Linked DNA regions of Homo sapiens: region 2 is linked to region 1. A link is an interaction called in ENCODE POLR2A ChIA-PET data of the cell type or tissue named here. Cell type or tissue: PC-9. All regions are shown on one strand. Region 1 overlaps DMD (dystrophin). Region 2 overlaps TAB3 (TGF-beta activated kinase 1 (MAP3K7) binding protein 3).

Evidence for each region. ChIA-PET counts read pairs that join two places held together with the same protein. Peaks named below come from ENCODE experiments on the same cell type or tissue, not always from the same donor. Only the 100,000 strongest peaks of a DNase experiment are listed, where the experiment ranks them.
Region 2: POLR2A ChIA-PET joins it to region 1 with 5 read pairs; 2 of 35 experiments call an interaction of 5 or more read pairs at or near these places.

Annotation. Positions count from the first base shown.
Region 1 is chrX:31,206,981-31,210,980 of GRCh38, forward strand. DMD (dystrophin) reads right to left here. Exons shown (of 79, transcript NM_004006.3): 65 at 2,518-2,719. Among named protein-coding and RNA genes, the nearest start is that of FTHL17, 140 kb to the left of the region's middle. In PC-9, no CTCF peak of the experiment used is centred here; a DNase peak (open chromatin) is centred at 2,341; H3K27ac peaks cover 897 bases.
Region 2 is chrX:30,840,819-30,844,818 of GRCh38, forward strand. TAB3 (TGF-beta activated kinase 1 (MAP3K7) binding protein 3) reads right to left here. Exons shown (of 11, transcript NM_152787.5): 9 at 2,148-2,231. Among named protein-coding and RNA genes, the nearest start is that of TAB3-AS1, 8.2 kb to the left of the region's middle. In PC-9, no CTCF peak of the experiment used is centred here; no DNase peak of the experiment used is centred here.

The DNA of each region.
Region 1 (4,000 bases):
ACCTATGGAAAGCCACCTTGGTTTAAGTTGGTAAGCAGAAGAATTACTAATCTTCACCAATCTACTTTGGTTACTAAAGCAAATTACCTACTTTGGTCATGGAAGCCAAAAAAATTACCAGCAACTAACTGCTCAGCCCTCTTAAATGCTCAGATCTTCATCAGATTGCCCCTTATTGAAAGAAAATTAATTACTTCAGGCCACATAACACATAATATAGAATATAAATGTTTATCTCCGTAAGAAAAATATCATACTCTATTAAACAACATTCAAATATATGATCTAAAAAATAAATTTATAAATAACCTGTTGCTATATCAGTGTTTTAATATAGATTGCTTTTATTTGCATAGCATTTTCTATATTTGCATATAGAAAACTGAAATAAAGCATTTCACATAACAAATTTATTAATAAGCTAATTTTATCCATGGGGGAAAAAAAGGAAAAATAAGAATGAAAAGTTTTCCATTTTGTAGAAAATGTCTTTCAAGACATGGAATCAATATGAATGCCCATCAATGAGAAATATGGTACATATACACTATGGAATACCATGCAGCTATAAAAAAGAATGAGATCATGTCTTTTGAACACGGATTAGCTGGAGACTATTATCCTTAGCAAACTAATGCAGAAACAGAAAAGTAAATACTGCATGTTCTCACTTCTAAGTGGAAGCTAAATGATGAGAGCTCACGAACACAAGGGAACAACAGATACTGGGGTCTTGAGGGTGGAGGGTGGAAGGAGGGAGAGGAGCAGAAAAGACAACTGTTGGGTACTGCGCTTAACCCATTTATGCTGGAGGCTGCATATTACTTTTTGTGAAAATCAGACCTTGGCGATGACCTTGAGCAGTAGGATAGGAATAATTCCCACAAGCTTAGTGTTCCAATAATGGAACACTAGGCATAAATGGGTTAATACCTGAGTGATGAAATAATCTGTACAACAAACCCCCGTGACGTGAGTTTACCTATGTAACAGACCTTCACATAATACCCCGAAACCTAAAATTAAAGTTAAAAAGTGTCTTTCAATAGTTTTTTGGCTTCTTATTTTATTACGGAAAGCTACTGGCCCTTAGATATTGGTAAAAAGAAAAAGGAGAAAATATTTCAGAATAATTCGCCTATTAGCACTTCAAAATCACAAAGGATAGGTCCCAATGGCGGTTATTTTCGGTGAACAATATGCTCAACTTCCAGCTACTAAAATTTATTAAATCCCTCAGTCAAAAAGAAATCCTGGGCACTAATGGACTAAACAAATTCCTATCACTGGAAAATTTTCTTATCTTTCTCCCTCTTAAGAAAAGGTAGATCAAAATTTAACAAATCCACTTTATACAGCAACTCAGGTCTTCAAGGAGTTAAAATTGTCACCAAATACTTTTCAGTCAGGTAGAAGGAAGTTATACATTCAGAATGCATTCACATGTCATCTGCAAAGAAAACAGTGCCAAAATATATTTGAGGGGAAACCTGAATACAAACTCTTATCAAAACTAATGTGAACGTAGTTCACAATTGAAATCCGACATGTTCAAGGACTTGGTAGATGACTATGATGAATGTAATAGTCAGGTGGTCCTGAAATTTTAAAAAGCAATACCTTATCAAAATAAGAAAGAAAAAAAGGTATAAATTTTAGTTCAAAAGGTAGTAGAAGTCTACAACAAAGGTAAAAGGCAAAACAGTTGTTTTGCAACTCTTTTCAGAAAACCTTCCCAGATTTCCAAATGGGAGTATGTTCTTGATTGGTGAAATGAGGCATGTAATAATTTTGAGATCTAAGAAGAATTTAGGCAAAATTAAGACCAATTCCTTCTGCTCCCTTCTTCAATTGTCTTCATTAAGCTCAAGAAAAAAAAAAATCAGAACTGGGGATATCTCCCTTGTGTGCAATCCAAAACAAACAATTGTTCTCTAAGAGAGAGTGATGAATGGAGGCGCCAAACTGAAACTTCATAAAATCTTATTAAAAAACAAAAGAAAACGAAAAATGTTCTCAGTTTGAGAAGCTAAGTTTGCTGTATTAAGGGCTTGTTTTCATTTTGTTTGGCCTATCAATTCATAATCTTCTGCAAAAGTGTCCTAAGTATCAGCTAAGACCATTCTGATCTGGAGACAGGTGTGCCAGTATCTCCAGGAGCACAGCCATGGCCGCCAGTGAGAGGAAGCCACCCCTGAAGTGCATGGAAGAATTCCAAAATCCATGGGCGAGAAAGGGAAAGAACCAAAGGCTATATGTCGACTCATTCCACTATTTGCAAAATGAGTGTCTCAGGGTTTTGTTTGTTTTCTAATCTGAGAGCAATCTACATTCTGGCTCTTAACTCCTAGCTTATCAAAATATTTTTCAAGTCATAAATGCAAAAATGATTTATCACAGGAAGAGCATTAGGTCCACAGCTTCCAGGGCCCTGTTGTAATGCTAATTACACTTCACCATTCTGTACGCTAAGCCTCCTGTGACAGAGCCCGGGAAATAAAAACATGCCATACGTACGTATCATAAACATTCAGCAGCCAGTTCAGACACATATCCACGCAGAGAGGGACGTTGACCAAATTGTTGTGCTCTTGCTCCAGGCGGTCATAAATAGTGGTCAAACAATTAATAATCTGCAGGATATCCATGGGCTGGTCATTTTGCTTGAGGTTGTGCTGGTCCAAGGCATCACATGCAGCTGACAGGCTCAAGAGATCCACTGCAAAAAACAAATAAAATCACAAATGACTCAAAGAGTAAAACCTTCCTTTCAGTGTCCTTTTTCCTCTGAGAATCCTAGCTAGGACTCTCTCATACCCTTTAATAAACACCAAACGTGAACCACACTCTCTTTGAAAGGTGTTTTATTTTTATGCCTCGACTCTAAGTTGATGAGTTTGATCAGTATTCAGGATCTGAAGTTGTTCTTAAATCTCACTGGCATTGGGTGAAGATATGGGCAAAGATATAATTCCCATCCTTGGATTACTGGGGAATATCTGAGAGTTAAGGGGACCTAGCCTGTTCTACATAAACAGAGTCAATTGTCACCTGAATAAGAAAAAAAAAATGTTTTAGCAGAAATTTTTAAAGAGATCCGATGATACTTTCTTGTATTAGCATTAGAGAAGATCTGTTAGATTAATCTGTATGGCTAAGGTTGTGTAAACTCTATTTCTAGCTATGCATTTATAATCATTAAGCGCTTTTCTCCTTGAAATATCAGTCACCTCAGCATCTCTCTGCTACCCTAATATTAGGTGAAAAAAATACTCTCCACTAAAATTTTCTATAGGCAAACTAAAGTAATTGCATAATCTATCCAGTTTTCAGACCTGAGGCTCGCTTATTTCTCCTTTCACCTTCAAATTGTATTTCATAATATTCTTTCTAAGTCCTCTAACAACTTTATAAGGCTGAGGGAGGAAAATTCCCTTGATCTGAGGAGGTGTTTAATCTTATGCTGGGGACAAAAATTTAACAAAAGTGAAACTTCAACCTTGTCCAACATCAGCAAATCACAAGCTTTATTCCCAAGTGTCATGAAAAGATGCATTTCTCTAAAGCCAATTTATTAGCCAAACTAGAAACACAACAACATTGCTTTTATACTACCTTATACACCTAAGCTCTGGTTGGAATTCTCAGTCCTTTGAGGCAAGGAATCAATGCTAATTAAGTAAATCTCTCATGCATCTAGGGGGAAGGGGCAATTCAATTATAAATGTAGTTCACATAAATAGAGGTAAATCCCGCTCAGTAAACACCTTTCCCAGTAATAAAGAAATGCAAACTTAAGGCTTTAGTATATTTTACAAGTTATTCATGGCCAGTTCTAATTAAATATTAAGAAAAAAACAAAAATAGTGGTTAATACCTATGTAGGTTTGTGCAAAAATACTTTTCCACCTATATTGCGCACACATTTTTCTCTTTTAAAAAAAGGAAAACAGAAAATCCTGGAGTTTCCCCAGAAGCATGAAACAGACATGGTGGTGGA
Region 2 (4,000 bases), 370 kb before region 1:
ACCATTTCTAATCAACTTGGTCCTGTTTCCAGGGTAAAAACTTTCCAATGCACTCCCTTAGACAGGGCAATTGCTCTAAGACAGCTCTTTGAATCAATGAACTAAAGTTTGTCTGGCGATACTTCTTTAGTAGACATTCAGGCAAAATCGAGTTTAAAGACTGATTTTATGAACCCAAAAGACTAAATTGATCAATGCTAACTATACACCTCAGTGACTTTCGGCAAGAAACTGCATATGATGCTGCCAAAGTGCCAAATCTGGCACTCGGCAGTCATCCACTAAGATGATTCTTTGTGCCATTTTTAGAAATCAATAGACTATTTTTTGGCCAGGTGCGGTAGCTCATGCCTGTAATCCCAGCACTTTGGGAGGCTGAGTCACTTGAGGTCAAGAGTTCAAGACCAGCCTCGCCACCATGGTGAAACGCCGTCTCTACTAAAAATACAAAAATTAGCCGGGCATGGTGGTGGGTAATCCCAGCTACTTGGGAGGCTGAGACAGGAGAATCACTTGAACCTGGGAGGTGGAGGTTGCAGTGAGCTGAGATAGTGCCACTGCATTCCAGCCTGGGTGACAGAGAGAGTCTCCATCTCAAAAAAAAAAAAGAAATCAATAGGCTGTTTTTAAATGTAGATCAGATGAAACATCGATGGTAATATTAAACAATAAAAAGAAGAACAGATACTATGTTGCAACTTATAAATAAAAAAAAAAACACTCTGTAATGAGCTTAATATACGTAGAAAACTATTCAACCAAAATTTAAGTAATTAGGTCAGGTAGTATTATTTAGATAGAATTTATACATTCTTTTAATTAAGTCTGATGAGATGTTAAATGTTATACTCTCTGGTAATTTTTTTCAAAAATAAGGCATTCTCCACTGTTCTATGTGTCTTCATGATCAATCTACCTTGAGTTGCTTAAGGCAAAAAGGATTAAAATATTAAGAATGAGGCAGAAAGTTAATCTACATTCAATGACTACTTATTTATGAATGAATGAATAAATGACAGGGTCTCTGTCGCCTAGGCTGGAGTACAGTGGCGCGATCTCGGCTCACTGCAACCTCCACCTCCTGGGTTCAAGTGATTCTCATGCCTTAGCCACCTGAGTAGCTGGGATTACAGGCGCGCGCCATCAGGCCTGGCTAATTTTTGTATTTTTAGTAGAGACGGGGTTTTGCCATGTTGGCCAGGCTAGTCTCGAACTCCTGGCCTCATGTGATCCATCCGTCTGGCTTAAATGACTGCACGTGTAAATTCAATTAAAATTAATTTTTTAAGATACAGAAATGCCAATTAAACATTTGCTACATAAAAATAAGAACATGTTTGATATCTTTAATTTTAAATCATTTTTATGTAACAACTATCCAAAAATGATTCCTTCAAACCTTGGTTATATAGGATTTCTTTTGTTCTTGATGGGAAAATACCTAGTCGCTACCAATTGCTATGCTCCCCTTTTGAGTACACAAGTATTCTTTTGTTGTCTGAAAAATAATCTTAAGTCTATTGCAAATCTAACTTTCTATTCTCACATTAGACCTTTAAAATCCTCATTATTTTATGAGAATTATCTTTTAGGGTTATAGTTTTTACAATGCTAAGTAAATTTATAATGTTAACTATGTAATATAGTGTTTCAGCTTCTGTTTGTAAAAAATTATATAGTCCATCAAATTACCTCTGACAGTAATTCTAAGAGTTACTAATTTCAGTACTTTTTAAAAACTAAAGTTTGGGGACATTTCATTATTGCCACATTATAACACCAATATGGTAAATTTGTTGAGACCAGTGAGCAACATGGTGAGATCCCATCTCTACAAAAAATAAAAAAAAATTAGCTGGGCATGGTGGTGTGTGCCTACCATGCCACACACCAGCTACTTGGGAGGCTGAGGCAGAAAGATCGCTGGAGCCCAGAAGGTCGAGGCTGCAATGAGCCATGATCACACCACTGCACTCTAGCTGGGGCAGCAGAATGAGACCCTGTCTCAAAAAAATAAAAATAATAAAAATATGGTAACTTTATGCTGAACAACTTAACCTCTAGTGGAAATTTCTTCAGATAAATGTGAAATCCCAAATTATTTTGACATTTATTTCTATCGTATTTGTGACATTTTTCATACTCACCTTTTTTAGATGGCTTGGGTGGTACAACTGGGCCAGGTTCTATGTTGTCATAAAAATTATTCATGGCTTTTGGATCAAAGTTTCCTATAAAGAAAGTAAATTCATCAGGCATTTAAGAACTCTTTTTTCCTGTTATTTGATTTTTTTTTAAAGAAAATATGTAAATAAAACACATAAGAAGGGAAAAATGTTTTCCAGGATTTCAAAATTCATTACATAATTCTGTCCTCCCAATGAAATTGTGTTTTCATCGCTGTGAGAAAAGACCCAAGAAAACCACTACACAGATGTATGTCTACAATGTATTACACTTAAAGGAATATTTTTCTAATTGTAAGGCTAGTCTCCTTAGGCAGGATTAGGCATGTGGGGCATTTGGGGAGATAAATGAAGAAGAGAAATGAAAGGATGGTTGAACTGTTTTCTCTTTCTGCTTGTTTTGATTTTTAATGAACAAACTGTGAGAAAGAACACTTAAATAATGAAAGCTTACTTTCATATTTATCATAATTTACCTTAAAAATTCATTATAAATTGAACTACAGAAAAAGCCAAATATAAACATTTACAAGGATTAATCAAGTTATATTTTGAGACTACTAAGCAACCTCAATAAATGTGAAATAACATCAGCAGTTTATGTATTCTTATTTTCAAGAAAAGGAGAATCTTACACTAAGTGTTAAATGTTTCCTACAGATTTATCAATGATAAAAGGTGCCAATTTCAGAATAGATAGAACAATACCTGAGAATTTTGTCTTGCCACAAAATTTTCACCTGTCTGTCTTCAAATGTTCATTCCCTGGTCTAGTGTCTGTATTTCAGCCACATCTCCTGCTGTGTCTCCTCCAAGGTTGGTTTTGGGTCCTGCCTTCACTTCTGTGAACCTATCACTGTGCTCTGCTTGTTCTAAACGATTACAGTTAACTGTAGCCATACTTATTTATAGAAGATGCTGTATGGTACTAATACTGATAGTTTAAATATATTAAATCTCTTCATTTCCAGATCTACTTTTTTTTTTCCCAACAAGTTTTCCTTACCAAAAATCACAAAAAAGCTGGTTTTCATCAAGTCATGCACTGATTTGCATCTATTCTAAATGCTTATTCCCCTGCCTCCCCCCGTCACCACCGAAAAAGGTTTAGATTCCTTCCCTAGCTTAAAAGTTTAGATTGGAAACTCAGTATAAAAAGTTTTCTGCAGTGTGGAAGAGTAGAATTTAGTATAAAATGGATACATTTAGATTCGTTATGAAAAGAGATTTAGAAATGCCTAAGTATCCCAAAGAGCTCATTGTCCAATGCAGACAAAAAACACAGCTCTTTGCTTATAAAACCTTAATAGTGGTTTCCCTTGCAGGCCCTTTCACAAATGTTTTATCCACTTGAATATGCTGTTTTAAGATAATTTTCTGAAAATAATTGCTGTGATAGCTCATAAAAGCCACAGTGCTATTTGATGTATTAATTGAATCTTTTTATGCTTTAAGAAGCTGCATATGTATTTCTTCAATTACTTGTTACAGCTCATGTTCTAATTTCTAGATCACAAAAGGCTTACTATAAGTATCCTAACCAAATGTTTTACTGTTTGTTTTGCTCCAAAGACCACACAAGTAAAAGAAATTGATGCAATCTTCTAAAATATAGTAGCAATAGTTTATGTAACCCCTACATCATGCATAGTAATTCTTTGATTGCTTCAAGTTAGTGGGCTATAGAGTGACTAGGCTTCTGAAAATGACTTTAAGGGTACCTGACTAGATTGCTCAATTCTCACATTCAAATTTGCTTCTGTCTGTTGTTCAGATAATGCCGTGTCTTTTGGGTTCACCTGCCACTAATCTTT